2 separate regions of the Homo sapiens genome follow, and region 1 is linked to region 2. A link is an interaction called in ENCODE POLR2A ChIA-PET data of the cell type or tissue named here. Cell type or tissue: Caco-2. All regions are shown on one strand. Links, peaks and the distances in the headings refer to the core of each region. The heading gives the core; the rest is flanking DNA. Region 1 overlaps FEM1B (fem-1 homolog B). Region 2 holds the start of ANP32A-IT1 (ANP32A intronic transcript 1).

Region 1 (8,550 bases), core at 1-8,000, 520 kb before region 2:
ACAGGATCTTGCTGTGTCGCGCAGGCTGGTCTTGAACTCTTAGGTTCAAACAGTCCTCTTCTTAGCCCCCCCGCAGTGCTGGGATTACAGGTGTGAGCCACTGCACCTGGCCACTTAATCGCTTTGTTTATAATGTTTTTTGATGAATGGAAGTTCTGGTTTTAATGAAATCCAATAAATACTTTCTTTTTCTTTAACGGTTAATGCTTTTTTTTTTTTTTGGTATTCTGTTCCAGAAATTGTGATCAACACTAAATTCATTAAGAATAGTCTATGGCTTTTTTTTTATTTTGAGAAGCTTTTCACACTATAGGTCTATACTGTGTCTCTAATTTTTGTATGTACTGTGAGGTAGGAATCAAGGTTAATTATTTTCCATATAGATTATCTTGTTGCTCCATAACTATTTATTAAAAAGACCATGTTTTCTACCTGAATTTCACTGGAGCCTTTGTCAGAAATCAAGGGATTCTGTATGTGTGAATCTATTTCTGGAGTTTTTTTTTTTTTTGGTCTGTTGATAATATTATTCTGTCCCCGTGCCAGCACTTATTTTAATTACTGTAGTTTGTCCTCTAACTTTATTTTTCTTGAAGATTATCTTGGTTGTTTGCATTTCCATATTCTTTTTTGAATTGGCCTGTCAGTTCTTTCTTTCTCTCCTTCCCATTTTAGAGAGAGGTTCTCGCACTGTTGCTCAGGCAAGAGTGCAGTGGCCTGATCATGGCTCATTGTAGCCTCGACCTCTTGGACTCACACACACACACACACACACACATATACCACACAACCTGCTAGGATTTTCATTTGGTTTATATCGAATCTATAGATCATTTTGAGGGAGAATCGACATCTTAACATTATAGAGTCTTCTGGATCATGAACATGGAATATTTTCCCATTTATTTAGATTTACTTATCTCAGGAGTGTTTTGTAGTTTTCAGTGTAGAAGTCTTGTGCATTTTTCATTAGATTTATTACTATTTATTGGTATTTTCTGATGCTGTTGCAAGTGTTATTTTTTGACAATAAATAAATGTTTATTGAACTTTACATAATCATGACAATAAAAACATAACAAAAAAATAACAAAAGTGAATTTTAATTAAACTGAATTGTTTGCAAAACATATAGTTGGCATCACTGATGTAGTGTCTTATTTTCTTGATTCATTCTTTTTTTTGAGATGGAGTTTTGCTCTTGTCACCCAGGCTGGATTGCAATGGTGCAATCTCAGCTCACTGCAACCTCTGCCTCCTGGGTTCAAGTGATTCTCCTGCCTCAGCCTCCTGCGTAGCTGGGATTACAAGCATGTGCCACCACCACTCCTGGCTAATTTTTGTATTATTGGTAGAGACGGGGTTTCACCATGTTGGCCAGGTTGGTCTCGAACTCCTGACCTCCGGTGATCCGCCTGCTTTGGCCTCCCAAAGTGCTGGGATTACAGGCATAAGCCACCGCACCCGGCCTGATTCATTCTTTAGTTAAAAAAAATCAATTAACAAATGCATTTTTAAAAATAAAAATTTGAAAAATAATTTTAGGAGGCTTCTGATCTTTTCTGAGGTATGTCTTACATACAGTAAAATGCAGAGGTCTTAAGTATGCAGTTTGGTGAGTTTTTTCCCTAAATATCCATGTGGCTGCTACCCAGATGAAAATGTAGGACATTTCCAGTACCTTCAAGTCTCTTCCCAGCCAGTCCTAGCCTCTTCTCTGTAGGTAGCCACTGTTACTGAGAGGGCTTTTGTTTATAAACATTTTGTGTCATTATTTGAAACTGAAGAAGTAATTGCTTAAATTATTATAAAATGAGTATTTTCAGTAGAAGTGATAAAGGGTATTGTTTTTTGTGGTGATGTTAACTGGGGTTAAACCATGATATTTATATGTCTTAGTCTGTTCTGTGGTGTTATAACAAAATACCTGACACTGTAATTTATGAACAGAAATTTATTTCTCATATTTCTGGAAGCTGGAATGTTCAAGATCAAGGTGCCAGTAGGTTCAGTTGTCTGGTGAGGGCCGCATCCTCCAGAGGGGAGGAATCCTGTGTCCTCACATGGTGGAAGGTGAAAAGGCAAGCCAGCGGAACGTTGCTAACGTCTCTTTTTTTTTTTTTTTTTTTTTTGAGATGAAGTTTTGCTCTGTTGCCCAGGCTGAGTGCAGTGGCACGATGTCAGCTCACGGCAACCTCTGCCTCCCAGGTTCAAGCAATTCTCTTGCCTCAGGCTCCTATCTGGGATTATAGGCGTGTGCCACCATGCCCGGCTAATTTCTGTATTTTTGGTAGAGATGGGGTTTCACCATGTTGGCCAGGCTCGTCTTGAACTCCTGACCTCAAGTGATCTGCCCACTTCAGCCTCCCAAAGTACTGAGATGATAGGCGTGAGCCACCATGCCAGGCCTAACGCCTCTTGTGTGTGGTCCTTAATTTCATTCACAAGTGGAGGAGCCCTCATGACCTAATCACCTCTTCAAGACATCACCTCTTAATGCTATTCACGTTTGGCAACACCTGAATTTTGGTGGGAACACATTCAAACTATAGCACCAGGAGCATTATTCTCTTTTCCACTTCATGGGGGATATAATTTGACCAGTGTTATAAGGTTGTATAGTGAGAAGCTCACTAGTGTGGTTTTTGGTGTGTATATTTAATTGCCCTAGTGAATATTCCTTTGATCAACCTTTCTTCTTAACACTTCCAAATGTACTTATTGCTTCTAGCACAGTAGACTGTCTCCAGCAAAAATCTACTTATCAGGTCTTTTGGTTAGTGGTAAGAAATTTAGAAATTAAGGTTGGGGAAAAATTGACAGTAGAAAGGTGGGAAAGATCAGACTCTAGCAATAGTCTAATTTTGTATGTTAAGTAGTGAATCTAGCACATATCAGATGTTTAGTAAGTAAGTGATAAGTATGAAGCCACAAGTCCAGTCATGTCAGAGAAGATATCTGCTTGGTTTTCCAAAAGTGCTAATTATTTCCTGCTGTTAGTATTTTTTTCCTGTAGTGGTTGATTGAGGAACACACAGACAAGCAGTATATGCACACACATATACATATACATTTTAAAACTTTTAAATTGGAGCATAACGTAACTTAGAGAAAAATGCACTAATTATAAATATATAAAAATTTCACAAAGTGAACATATTTGTTTACTAGAGTCCCCTTTGTGCTTTCTCCCATTTCACTACCTCTCCCCAAAAGTAACCAGTATCCTCACTTCTAACACTGCAGATAGGTATGTAAATGTAATAATATAATATGTGCTGTGTTCATCTGACTTCTTTTCTCAGCATCAGGTTTATGTTATCTGTTCATATTGTGTGTGGAGCAGTAATTATTTCATTCTCATTGCTGTAGTATAGTACTCAATTAGCTTAGGGGAAACTTACCTGCTTTATTTTTTTCTTCTTAAAGCAGTGTCTAACACAGCTTTAATGTAGGGTTGGGGTGGCTTTCATAATTGTCAGAAACTGCTTGCTACCTGGAGGCTACTGGGAAGGAGGAACATGCTGTTCTCCTAGTAACCAGTGAATCAACTTGGTGATGAAGAAGCTACCTCCACGCATTTCCTCTGTGCCTTCTGAAGTGTCTTTACTTTTGCTAGTAGAAAGTTCGTGATTTTTCAGGTTTGTTTTTTAGGGTTATATACTCTAGTAGTAACAGTAATAGCTAGCATATATTGAGCTTTATATTAGGTACAAGTACTATGCAAAGTGCTTTCCTTAAATTACCTGTTTTTATTTTCATGAGAACTGATGTTTTATTAATGTTCTGGAGAGTGAGGTCTTGGTCGGTGGGAGTGAATACATCCCTTAAACATATGTTAGGCTGTGGCCTCTGTTATCTAACTGCTTATTCTTTTCATGTGTAGGTATGTCATTGATGGTGCCACTGCTCTTTGGTGTGCAGCTGGAGCAGGACATTTTGAAGTTGTTAAACTTCTAGTCAGCCATGGAGCCAACGTGAACCATACCACAGTAACTAATTCAACCCCCCTGCGGGCAGCATGCTTTGATGGCAGACTGGACATTGTGAAATACTTGGTTGAAAATAATGCCAACATCAGCATTGCCAACAAATATGACAACACCTGCCTAATGATTGCGGCATATAAGGGACACACTGATGTGGTCAGATACCTTTTAGAACAACGTGCTGATCCCAATGCCAAAGCACATTGTGGAGCCACAGCATTGCACTTTGCAGCTGAAGCTGGGCACATAGATATTGTGAAAGAGCTGATAAAATGGCGTGCTGCTATAGTAGTGAATGGCCATGGGATGACGCCATTGAAAGTAGCTGCCGAAAGCTGTAAAGCTGATGTCGTAGAACTGTTACTCTCTCATGCTGATTGCGACCGAAGAAGTCGGATTGAAGCTTTGGAACTCTTGGGTGCCTCCTTTGCAAATGACCGTGAGAACTATGACATCATAAAGACATACCACTATCTATATTTAGCCATGTTAGAGAGGTTCCAAGATGGTGATAACATTCTCGAAAAAGAGGTTCTTCCACCAATCCATGCTTATGGGAATAGAACTGAATGTAGAAATCCTCAGGAACTGGAGTCCATTCGGCAAGACAGAGATGCTCTTCATATGGAAGGCCTTATAGTTCGGGAACGGATTTTAGGTGCTGACAATATTGATGTTTCTCATCCCATCATTTACAGAGGAGCTGTTTATGCGGATAATATGGAATTTGAGCAGTGTATCAAGTTGTGGCTTCATGCCCTGCACCTCAGACAAAAAGGTAACAGGAACACCCACAAGGATCTTCTTCGATTTGCTCAAGTTTTCTCACAAATGATACATTTGAATGAAACTGTGAAGGCCCCAGACATAGAATGTGTTTTGAGATGCAGTGTTTTGGAAATAGAACAAAGTATGAACAGAGTGAAAAATATTTCAGATGCTGATGTCCACAATGCTATGGACAATTATGAATGTAATCTCTATACCTTTCTGTATTTAGTGTGCATCTCTACCAAAACACAGTGCAGCGAAGAAGATCAGTGCAAAATTAACAAGCAGATCTACAACCTGATTCACCTTGATCCCAGAACTCGTGAAGGTTTCACCTTGCTGCATCTGGCTGTCAATTCCAATACTCCAGTTGATGATTTCCACACCAATGACGTCTGCAGCTTTCCAAATGCACTTGTCACAAAGCTCCTGCTGGACTGTGGTGCTGAGGTGAATGCCGTGGACAATGAGGGAAACAGTGCCCTTCATATTATCGTTCAGTACAACAGGCCCATCAGTGATTTTTTGACCTTGCACTCCATCATCATTAGCCTAGTTGAAGCCGGAGCTCACACTGACATGACGAATAAACAGAATAAGACTCCGCTAGACAAAAGTACAACTGGGGTATCTGAAATACTGCTTAAAACTCAAATGAAGATGAGTCTCAAGTGCCTGGCTGCCCGAGCAGTTCGGGCTAATGACATTAACTACCAAGACCAGATCCCCAGAACTCTTGAAGAGTTTGTTGGATTTCATTAAGTGACTGGATATGTAAAGTCGTTTAATGTGGTGCTAAAAAGTAAAGGACTTTTAATCACAGACAGTAGAATTATGTGTTCATAAATTCTGCTTTTCTTTCCACTACCCTTCCTCCCATCCCATCCTTCCTTAGTTCTGTATTTGTTTTTCTTGCCTCATGGTAATTGATTTCAGACAGACTTTAACAAAACCACATTGTTTTGGTGTAACTATAAGGTATTTGCATATTGGTTACCTATTTGTCTTTCTTTTTTTTAAAGGAACAGATATAAAATGTTTTGTTTATGTAACAAGGGACATTTATAATTTCAAGTTGATAATGTTTTAAACAGCTGCTTACAAAAGTATTTCTGTTAAGCCTATGTCAGCATGTTATCCATGCAGCAGTTTTGAGGATTTTATGAAGAAAAAGAGCTAAAAAGGAACATTAAGAGGAATGGGATATCCAGGTGTTCTGCACATGCCAAACTGCTGTAGATAGTTTACACTCTTCCATTATTTATACGGAGTGATGCAGCACATTTTAGCATTCAGGAGGATTTTTAAAAAATAGCTGCAGATTAATCTGGAAAATGTGCTAATTTAATAATAGTTACAAATTTATAAATTTAAATCCATTTGAAATTGTTGCATTATGCTGGGTAGTATATACAAAATGGTTATCATCTTAAACCAACTTTTCAGAGAATCTTGATGGACTCTGCCTTTAGGCTTGAATTCTTCAAAGTCTATTTTAATGAAATTTATCTAAATTGCAGCAGTCTATTTGATTCAGCTCATAGACATGTAAAAATTATGAATGCTGTTTTCTTATGAAACAAATTGTCACAGTGTAGTTATACATTCTATTTTTGTCCCCTTTTCCCTTTTTCTCCTGTATCTTTTAAAATTTGGAAACTACTTTTCCAGAAGGCATTATTTATGCCTCCCTAATAAGGTATTTTACTTATGACAGATGAAAAGGAACCAGGATATGTTTGAATTTTTTCACTTTCTTAGTCTGTGACAAGAAGTAGAAATATCACTAGTGTGGTATAGGAACTTACATGTTTTTTATGATGAAAATAATTCTCAATGCCACTTGAAAGGTAATTGTGTCTGAGAGCTGCAAATTTTTCAACCACAAAATGTCACTTATTCCTACAGGCTATACAGAGGTCTTTATGGTTTTTTTGTTTTGTTTTAATGGCAACATTGTAACTGTCAAACTAAAAGGGTATTCTGTGATTATCTTTTAAGCATTACAGAAATTCAAGTGAAAGTTATATGCTTATTTCTATTGATGTTAAAAATGATAATGAAAGCAAAATTAGCTGTATCTGTAATTTTCTCTCTAGTGCCAAATGAATGCCTTAGCTACTCATAGTGCATGGTACTGTAAGTGAAGACCTGTAGCTTTTTTTTTTTCTTTAATGAAAAGCATTATAATGATGTAGCAGCATCAGATATAAACTTAAAAAAAAAGGTTTCAATTAACATTTTATATATGGATAATGCTTTGTAAAGTGTAAGAGAAAGGTTGCAGTTGGATCAGTATAAAACAATGACCAAGCCAAAATCAGCACCCTAGGGCCTTAAATAAAATAGAGATACCCCACAAAATGAAATATTTTGAAGGATGGGAGGGGACAGAAGGGGGGACTATCCCCCAAGGATGCAAGATACTTTTTACAGTTGCTATCATTATACTTTGTCTTCTTGCTTCAGTTAGGAAGGTTTTGATGGTAAATTCTGTCATGGTAATAGATACCTATTTTCCTAACCTGAGATTTTACAAGGAAGGTTTTTAGGTTGGCTTAAATGGAGGTATTTATTTGAGTGAGCCCTAATTTGAAAATTACCAGACTTGATCCTCCTGGTATGAATCAAGGAAATACTGTACCTTGCTCTTAGCAACTCTCAGTGGCCTGAAAGAGAAAATGCACTTCTTCAAGGTGAGTGAATCATGCTTTTTCCACAGTTCAGATCAGACCCTTTATTTTTCAAACTACAAGGCCTGCTTATTGGACAGTCTAAGGAATAGCTTTGATACTTGGTATTCAGTTGGTTCCATTATTAATGTATATTATTTTTATTTAAACATCAAAACTTAAAATATCAGATAATGTTGCATGTTTTAAAAACACATTTCATCCCTTTGGCTACCCAGGACCAGCACTATTTAAGACACTGCTTATTTATAAAATGAGAATAATGATTATATGTACATATTCAGACATCAAAATTTAATGACATTCTATTTTGAGAAGGGAAGACAATGCTGAAGAAAGTAAAACTGTTGATTGAAATGCTGACAGGGTGGAGAACGAATTTGAAGACAGTGGAATAAACTATGAACTATGCTAATGGTAATTAGATTTTTTGTTTGTTTAGTATAGTGGTAAATTGTGTAGTATCTTGCTGAGAATCTAATTCTATCTTGTAAAATCAATCCAAATGTGTATTGTGAAACACCTGTATAAAATCATTTTTGAAATAAGTGATCTACATGCCTGTTTTTTTAAAATGTTTTTGGTAGAATTGTTTGAAAATATGTTTAGCCAGACCCTTCCCCAACTTAATTTTTTTTTAAAAAAGGAAAATAGGTAAGAAAATGATAGTTCTATATCTCAGCCCTCTGTGAACTCTAGGCTGTCTCCATTTTGCAGCCACTTTGGTCATTTGATGTTTACTATTGGTATACTTATGCTTTGAATTGTAAATCTTCATTGATGGTATTACAGATTCAACCAAAACTTCTCTGTCCTGTTCAGTAATTGTTATATAAATCTGGATGAGCTAGGGAGGCCCAGGTGGATGTTTTCATTCGCAAATCATGAGAAACTTAAGTGGGTTTTATGCACTTGATAGAGTTGGCAAAATTGAACTATGAAGTTAACTATTTAACTCAAGGAATGGGCGGCAAACCCATCCCCTCGATTGATAAAGAAGGGGAACATTTTTACATTAGAACTGACACTGAAAACATAGCTTTTTCAGTCCACCCTGGTTGCTCTAGTAGCCCACAGCCCAATCACGTTAAGGTTCT
Region 2 (8,586 bases), core at 88-8,087:
CCTGGAAGGGACAAACAGAAGGGAACATTCCGACACACAAGGGCCGCTCAGTGTGCCCCGGAAGCCATCTGACCTTTGTAGGCCAATCTCTGTCAGGAAATGGGTGGCCTTACCTACACCTCAGGGGTGTTTTAAAAGGTAAAAAAGATAATGCTTGCCAAGTACCTAGCAAGCAAGGACCACACAAAGCTCATGGCAGATACTCAATAAGGGGTAAGCCTCCTCTTGTCCCAGAATGGGTCTTAGTGATGGCAGCAGCAAGGTGTTCCAGGCAAAGGCACTGCATTGCCATGCCTGTTCCACAATGAGCAATTCTCTTTTCTTAGAGGAGTCTGGAATACACTGCTACTTATTTTTTAAAGCAGCACCTAAGCCCCTAATTATGTCTTAGCCTACTTTTATTGGAAAGCCATTTGCCTCTCTCCCACATTCCAGACCCTCTTCAATATCTCTGAGGCACCTGGGTATGCTTCTCACCTGCGTGCACAAGCCCTGGTGTTTGATGGAGTGTCAGAGCCACAGAGGAAACCCACACACATTTCTTAAGACCCTGGCACAGAAAGGCACAGGCAGGCACATGGAAAGTCGCTTTTACTAGGATACCCCTGAAAGTATTAAATAATAAATAGAAAAAAAATAGGACAAAAATCATTAAATCTCACACATATTGTTTGGTTTTATGTGCTCTATTTCACAAACTTTTTTTTTTTTTTTTTTTTTTGAGACGGAGTCTTGCTCTGTTGCCAGGCTGGAGTGCAGTGGCACAATCTCGGCTCACTACAACCTCCGCCTCCCAGGTTCAAGGGATTCTCCTGCCTCAGCCTCCTGAGTAGCTGGGATTACAGGCGTGCACCACCAAGCCCAGTTAATTTTTGTATTTTTAGTAGACATGGGGTTTCACTGTGTTGGCCAGGATGGTCTTGATCTCCTGACTTCATGATCCACCCACCTCGGCCTCCCAAAGTCCTGGGATTACAGGCATGAGCCACTGCGCCCGGCCCACAATAAAACATTTTTAAAAATCAGAACTTTTGGCATAATCTATTTCGCTTTCCCAGGAAAAGAAATGTAGCAGATTTTATAACAGAGAAGAGAAAGTAAAGTCAAGTCAAGAGTCTAAGGTATTTCCATATTATCATCAAAGTTGCCGGGAGAAGGTTGGGGGTCAAAGCTAAGATTCCAGGTTGGATGACCTGGTTTTGTATCCAAGCACAGCTCCTCAGTACTACCTGACCTTAGGTTGGTTACTTAACCTTTCTGAGCCTTGGTTCCCTCATTGGCAGAGTGAGCATAATTCCATTCATCCAGCAGCATTTCTGTATAGATTAAAGAATAAATATGGTGCCTGGCACATTGGCATGAACAAACAGTTAAAAACAAACAAAACACATTTTTAAAAAGATATTACTTTTTCTATTTAGTACAAAAATGAAAATCTAGTGTCTTCCCTTGTTTTCTGAGTCTCGCTCTGTGGCCAGGCTGGAGTGTAGTGGCACAATCTCGGTTCACTGCAACCTCTGATTCTCCTGCCTCAGCCTCCTGAGTAGCTGGGATTACAGGCGCCCACCACCACGCCCAATTAATTTTTGTATTTTTGTAGAGATGGGGTTTCACCATGTTGGCCAGGATGGTCTCGATCTCCTGGCCTCGTGATCCACCTGCCTCGACCTCCCAACGTGCTGAGATTGTAGGCGTGAGCCGCTGCACGCGGCTGTGTCTGCCTTTGAGAAGCTTCAAGAAAAACAGTGGGCATGAAATTATCCAGCCCTCATAATACTGGGAAACTATTTTCCTAACAGGCTAATTAATAAAGTCTTACTTCAGCCAGAAGCTCCTTTCAAATTGATGTAGGATTCCTGCTTTTAGATGAAATTATTGGCCAATTATAGCTCAGTCTGGTCCTTGGGAGAGGTGGGGTCTGCTGCTGTATTTGTGACCTCTGATTTAACTGTGGGCTTCTCTCTCCCTAAAATAAACCCTGGGGGCCCTGTGAGTCCTGCCTCACCATCTCTGGTCAGAGGCATCAGTAGGGTCTCTCCAGCCCCCATTCAAAAGCATCTAACCCCCTAAACCAGGTCCAGATGGAATCCAGAAAGTACAAATGGGGGTCCTCCAGGAAACACTGCTATTTCAGAAACACCAATGGAAATTCCACTCTGACAGTGACGGCAGCTGGTGGTACAAAATTGGGCGGTGTCTCCGCCTAGGCAGGAAAAACACCAGCTCCAGGCAGTCAGCCGTTGCCTTACCTGGAGGGCTGATCAACCGTCACAAATGTGTTTAAAATTTCTACCCCCTCCCCACACCCAGCCATGAGAAAATAAATGTATTATTGTTAATAAATGCAATTTGGAAGTCTAAATCTTTCAAAGGGCTGAGTCTTGAAGATAATAAAACACATTCTGGGATGAAAAGGCAGAGGGCTGGAGCCCAAGGCTGGTGTGAGCAGAGCAGTGGCCGGCTATTATACTTGTCCTTCTTGGGTTTAATTTCATCTTTCCCATGAATCATCCCATGAATTCACACCTTAAGCTCACTGGGCCTTAGCTTGTTTATTGGGAAGAGGACTTCTAGAGGTACTTCTAGATCAGATATCCTAAGTTCCAGCTCATGGGGTCAGAAGTCCAGTGTAAGGCACTTGAGTGCTCAAATGCCACCTCCTCAGAGAGGCCTTCCTGGACCACCCATCTCCTTTAACGCAGCCTTATGGGTCTTCATGGCACTCATCACACCAGCAGCCATGCCTTTGCTTGAAGGCTTACTACTGACTGTCTCCCCCAGCGGAACAGAAGCCCCACAAGAGCAGCATAGGTGATGTGTCTGTCTAGTTCCTAGAACAGAACCCAGTACAGAGTCGGCATTCATCAATGTGTGTGGAATGAATGAATGAATGATTAGCCAAGCCAAGGGTCAACCAGAAAGACAGGGATTCCAATCTTACACCTTCATTTGCTATCTGGGCACCTCTGGGTAAGCCACATAACCCCTCCACAGTATTGTGTATTTGCAGAAACCACCCCCATAACTCTGGTTAACATCAGACAGTAGTGGCCAAGTGCTGCTCACCATCAGGGACATTTGTGGCAGTAATAAGCCTCCTGGGGCTAATAAGCCATTGGTCGATACAAGTCTGGTTTCTGGTACAGTGGGTGCCTCTCAGACCAAGATGCACATCTTGCTGGAGTCTATGGCCACTGGTCAATCTCAGAGGCACATTCTCACTCCCATATCCAACCCTGCCACTCCTGATGATGAACACCGGCCGCTGAAACTGAAGGAAGACTCCTGAGTGCCTACACATGCCAACTGCCTGCCCTGAATGAAGTACCCTTCTGGCTTTAAGAGGGCAGTCAGCGTTCCATTTCCGCTCCCACTACTCCCACCCCAAAGAGCAACCCTGGAGGGCTCTCCTCTAGAAGCCTTCCCAGACTCACAGACCACACCTAAATGCAAAGACACACCAGTACTTTTAACCAAGACACAGAAAGGCATGTCTGCAACAGAGCCATAAACTAGACAAGGGCTAAAAAGAACAGAACTGCTCATTATGGCTTCAGGCCAACCTCTGCAGATAGGCTTCATCAGGCCTACCAGAGACAGCTGAAAGCTTCACAAAGTACAGGCCTGCCCAGTCTTCAGAGACCACAACCAGGGTACACCCAAATCTTCATGGGGAAAGGAAGACGTGCAGAAGTGGAAGGAACGCCTGGGTGGCTGTGAAGGCCAGTTTCTGACCCTCCATATGGAACAGCCCCCTGTGCCAGAACAGACAGGCTACTCCCACTGGCAGCCAGGCAAGAGGCTGGAGAACCACATCTGCCATCGTCACAGAGCTCTTCTATGTCCCCAGCTGCAGGAGAGTCACACTGGGCTCTGTACACCGTCAATGCTGCCCTCTGGCAGGGGGTATGGACATATAAAGGAGCACTGACCAGACAGAGAGAAAGCCACAGATGCACACCTAAGTGAGTGCTATTGGACTTGGCTGAGAGGCGAACGCTGCTGCGTGCCCTGGAAGTCCCCAGGACTTTTACCTTTATGTCACCTAGGTGGACACAGTTTGCTCCCTTTCTTCCAGTGAGTTGAGGAGGGCTTCCCAGAAAAGGGGACCTCTCAGGAGCTGTATGAATGAAAGATAAAGGACTGGGAGAGGCTGGCCCAGACTTCTGCAGCCAGAGGGGAGTTTAAAGGCAAGAAGGCTAGGGTCACGGAGCAACTGCTATGGGAAAGGTGAGCCAGCGCGACAGCCCCCACCCCAGAAGAGGCCCGGGGCAAGGGGATGCCTGCAGCTTGGCTGGTATTCCTCCCGCCCCACCTCCACAGAAAACGGGGGGGGGGGAGTCTCTCCTTTGCCCAGAGCCTCCCTGCCCCTCCCCTCCGCTTCACAGCTCCAGGCGAGGCCTCCTCCTGGGGCAGGCCGAGACAGCTCTTCTCAGACTTGCTCCCACCCCAGCAAGCACCTTCTGGAGAGGGGCTGACTCCACCCCACCCCCACCGCTGACCAAACAGCTCATTCAAGCCCTGACGGGTAGAATCTAACCTTCAGGGTCCGTCTACAACCCATACCTGGCATAAACGATATTTCTTTCCGTGCTAACAACAAGCTCTGGGAAGCAGGTTATTCACCGTTTCACAGATGTGGCAACTGAGGCTCAGTGAGGTGACCTGCCAACATCCTCAGGCTCAGCAGTTCTCAAGCACTACTGCCCACTGTACCTGACTGCCTGGGTCTGCGCCTGGGCCCCCGCCCTTTTACAAAAGGTCCACGGCCTCTCAAGAGCTGGACATGAAGGATGGGCCAAGTCCAGTCTTGATCGGTAATGCCCACTTGACACTCCCAGGAGCAGCATCCTGAGATACACGTAAATGAAAAATTCCAAGTGTGATGAGCAGAACGTGGTTGTGTGAACAATCCCATGGTGGTGGGGATGTGGGGGGCAGGTCAAGGAGCGGATCCCTGAACCCCAGCAGATTAAATCCTGCATCCTTCTTTCCTATTTCCTGGTTTCTCTGCTCCATTTTCCTCTAGTTTCCACTTAGTTACTTCTTCCTACCTGCTGTGAAGCTCTGCACCCTGCTCCATGGGGTGGTTCCCAACTGTGCTTTAGAGTCCCCTTTAGAGCTTTCTAAAAATACACGGACTGGGGCACCACCCTCAGAGACTGATTCAGTTCAGGCAGAGCCTGGGTATTGCTTCAGATGCTCCCCTGGCAGTTCTGATCCACAGCTGGGGTTGAAATCGGCTTTACTAACCACACACCTTCTTCCCTGCAGTGTATGTGCTATGCTCCATCACTCCAGCTCCACCACAGGAGCCAGGCACCACCATCCACTATAACCACTCTCTTCTCTCCTACCCAGCCCAGGATGCAAGGACTGGATTCAAGAAATTAAATTTGCTACAAAAATACTTACATAGCATTTATACAACTCCTTGTCTCATTCCCGATGCTGGGCACACAGGCCATATCAGTGGACTCCCCTCACCCGTCCATTCAGTTACACCACTTAGGCCTGCCCATGAAGCCAATGGCTAAGGTGACAGTTGGTTACATAAATTGAAGATGAGTCCCTCCTCCAGATGCATGGTCCCTGAAGAAATCTGAAAGTAATTCCTCTAAATTGAGAATGACAGGCCCTTGCCTCCACCCTATCACCCCCTGCACACGCACATGCATACACACGTAGTTCTCACGAATTCTACAGGAGGCAGCAGAATCCAGAAACCCAGCACTGGGCACTGCTGGCTGCAGAGTTCCAGCACAACTTTGCTGAAATCTCTCAGCAAACACACTCTGCGGGCCTCTCTCTTTCAAGCTTCACTGTGCACCTCTGTCTCTGCCCTTCCAGCCCACACATCCTGCCTCTTACTTGTTCCCCACTCCAAGATAACTAGGAGAAAGCCACCTTCCCACCCACCCTGAGTCTATGGCTGATGGAATCCTTATCGTAGCTACTTCCTGGCCTCTCAGGACATGGGCAGAGAGAACCCGGGGGTTTACCTCTGTGGGACCCCAGGGGTGACTGGAGGGGACTTTGGTGGATCTGTCCACACAGCCTAAACAAAGAGCACCAAGCTGACACACGGCAGTGGAGCCTTGATTCACCAAGGATCTCGGGCAAGCTAGCTTATTGTATTAAAGGGAGACTGTGAATGTCCCCTACCCCTACTCATCACACACTAGAGCTGGAGAGATCTTAACAAGCAGTGTCTAGGAAGGTATGAGCGTTTCTTTTACAGAGTGAACTTTAGTAACTGAATTTAAAATAAAACGAGCAATTAATTAGAACAGTAGTCTCTTATGTGGACTGCCCAAGCCAATCCACTGGGATGCAAGAATTTCAGGACTTTTTAGATGTTTAAATGTATCCTTTTTAATTTATATTTTTGGCGTTACATTTTATAATGTCCATATTTATAGGTAGTGTATGTGAATAATCCATAACTGCAAGGTAGACATACTGGGGCTCAGGTTCAAATTGTTTACTGATAAGGGATGTGATAATGAGAAAAACATGATGACCAGCGACCTAAGAAGTGTGCATCACCCACCCAGAGCAACTCCATCAGAAAGTCACACCAGCGGGCGTGGGGGTGCGGGTGTGAAGGTGTGCGCTTCGTTTCAGTGGCTTCGTGCTTGATGTACCAACCGGTAGGTGATGAAAGTGACAAGAAGGTATAAGTACCACAGATCCTTCACTCCATCAGTACTTCTAGAATGCTTACCATGTGCCAGGCACAGTGTGGAGCTCTGAAGACCACAATGATGAGCAAAAGCAAGTCCCTCAAATCGTGCAGTGCACCCATTAGGCAAGGGGACAGAGATGCTAATTAAACACTCATAATCTGGAATATGTAGTTACAAACTGAAGCACTCTGAGGGAAAAGTTCTGTAAGAGTTTTCTGGCAAAAGAACTAGATCTAAACCTGACGGAGGAGGCTGGAGATGGTAAAGATGACTAGATGCTAACTGGATACAGTGGCAATCTCAGTGTGGCACAGGTTTGCAGGAATGAGAGGCAGCCAGGGAGGCCCAGAGAGAGTGGGGCAAGGGAACAGATGACGGGAAGTGGCCAGACCATGCAGCACCTTGTTGGTCTTATTAAAGATTTGGGACTTTATCCTAGGAACAATGGTGAATTTTAAGTATGGGGTGACATTACATGTGTGTTTTGATAAGATCATTCTAGTTGAAGGTCACAGCATGGCTTCAAGAAGACTAGACTATGATACAGGGAGATCAGTGGCAAGCAACAGAGCATGTTTTAAACAGACAAGACTTGTGATGATGATGGATGGAAAGAGGATCATGAGTGTGTGTGTGTGGGCAGTGGTGGGCAAGGGACAGAGGACATGGGTTCCCTTTGGACTTAAGAGTAGGGCACTTTTGGAGCACCCAGGTGGAGACATCAGGTGGGTCTCAAGCTTACTCAAGCAGTAAACTTCAAACCTCAGAGAGCAGCACGCAGTACCTGCAGCTGTCAGTGAGGAAGGACAAATTTCCAACTGGAGAGAATACAGGATAAGAATGCCCAGCGCCCAAGTTTGACTAAGTCAATACTTCATGGCTAAACAGGAGAGCAACAGGACACCAGAAACTGAGCAGTGACTAGAGCCGTAGAAGATATACCAGAGAAAGGGAGAGCATCTATCATAAAGTCAAGAATGCTGAATCCCAGCCGGGCGCAGTGGCTCACGCCTGTAATCCCAGCACTTTGGGAGGCCGAGGCAGGCAGATCACTTGAGGTCAGGAGTTCGAGATCAGCCTAGCCAACATGGTGAAACCCCTTCTCTACTAAAAATAAAAAAGTTATCCGGGCGTGGTGGTGGACACCTGTAATCCCAGCTACTCGGGAGGCTGAGGCACGAGAATCGCTTGAACCCAGGAGGTCGAGGTTGCAGTGAGCTGAGATCAAGCCACTGCGCACTCCAACATGGGCCACAGAGTGAGACTCTGTCTGGGAAAAAAAAAAAAAAAAAAGAATGCTGAATCCCGCCACTGAGACATCATGCAAGATAAGAAATGAAGGCTGTTGGGATTCTTGGCACTATTTAGGAAGCAAACCAGACTTCACGTGGTGGAGTAAGAGAGGTGACAGGATGGAGAAGATAGACAATTCAGAAAGTTTAGGGAGTAGGGAGAAGAGTGGGATGGGCAGTAACTACAGCGCAACACGGGATCAATTAGAGTCTTTGCTTTAAGATGGGAGAAGCATCCCCAGCTGGAGAAGAATCCAAAGGACAGGAGTGGCTAGGTGCCCAGGAGGAACAAGGGAACTGAGGGAGGGATGGACAAGACAAGAAGACCACTGAACTGGGAGGGATTAAGGCAGGTTCAGCCTCACAACTACTTAAGAAACCAGGAGGTTTCCATTTTCTGTGAAGAGGACGTCCTGGCCGGGAGGGAAGGGGTGGAGGCCTGAAATAGCTGCTGAGGGCAGTAAGAAAAAGAGTTGCCCAGAAGAGGGACGAGTCACTTACCCTCAGTAGAAACTACCTAGAGTCCAATGTCAGGACTGTAGTGAATTCCTAGTGGGAAAAAGTAACTCCTGGTAACTTTGAATCTCTAGCTTCTAAACCTCCTT

The links. Peaks named below come from ENCODE experiments on the same cell type or tissue, not always from the same donor. Only the 100,000 strongest peaks of a DNase experiment are listed, where the experiment ranks them.
Region 1: POLR2A ChIA-PET joins it to region 2 with 11 read pairs; 13 of 35 experiments call an interaction of 5 or more read pairs at or near these places.

What each region holds. Positions count from the first base shown.
Region 1 is chr15:68,285,721-68,294,270 of GRCh38, forward strand. It overlaps FEM1B (fem-1 homolog B), which reads left to right. Exons shown (of 2, transcript NM_015322.5): 2 at 3,887-8,550. The coding sequence ends at 5,522. Among named protein-coding and RNA genes, the nearest start is that of FEM1B, 12 kb to the left of the region's middle. RefSeq lists an enhancer at 1-269. In Caco-2, for the core only: no CTCF peak of the experiment used is centred there; no DNase peak of the experiment used is centred there.
Region 2 is chr15:68,803,100-68,811,685 of GRCh38, forward strand. All of the region lies in intron 1 of ANP32A (acidic nuclear phosphoprotein 32 family member A), which reads right to left. It overlaps ANP32A-IT1 (ANP32A intronic transcript 1), which reads right to left and starts at 4,002. Exons shown (of 1, transcript NR_026808.1): 1 at 722-4,002. RefSeq lists an enhancer at 8,518-8,586. In Caco-2, for the core only: no CTCF peak of the experiment used is centred there; no DNase peak of the experiment used is centred there.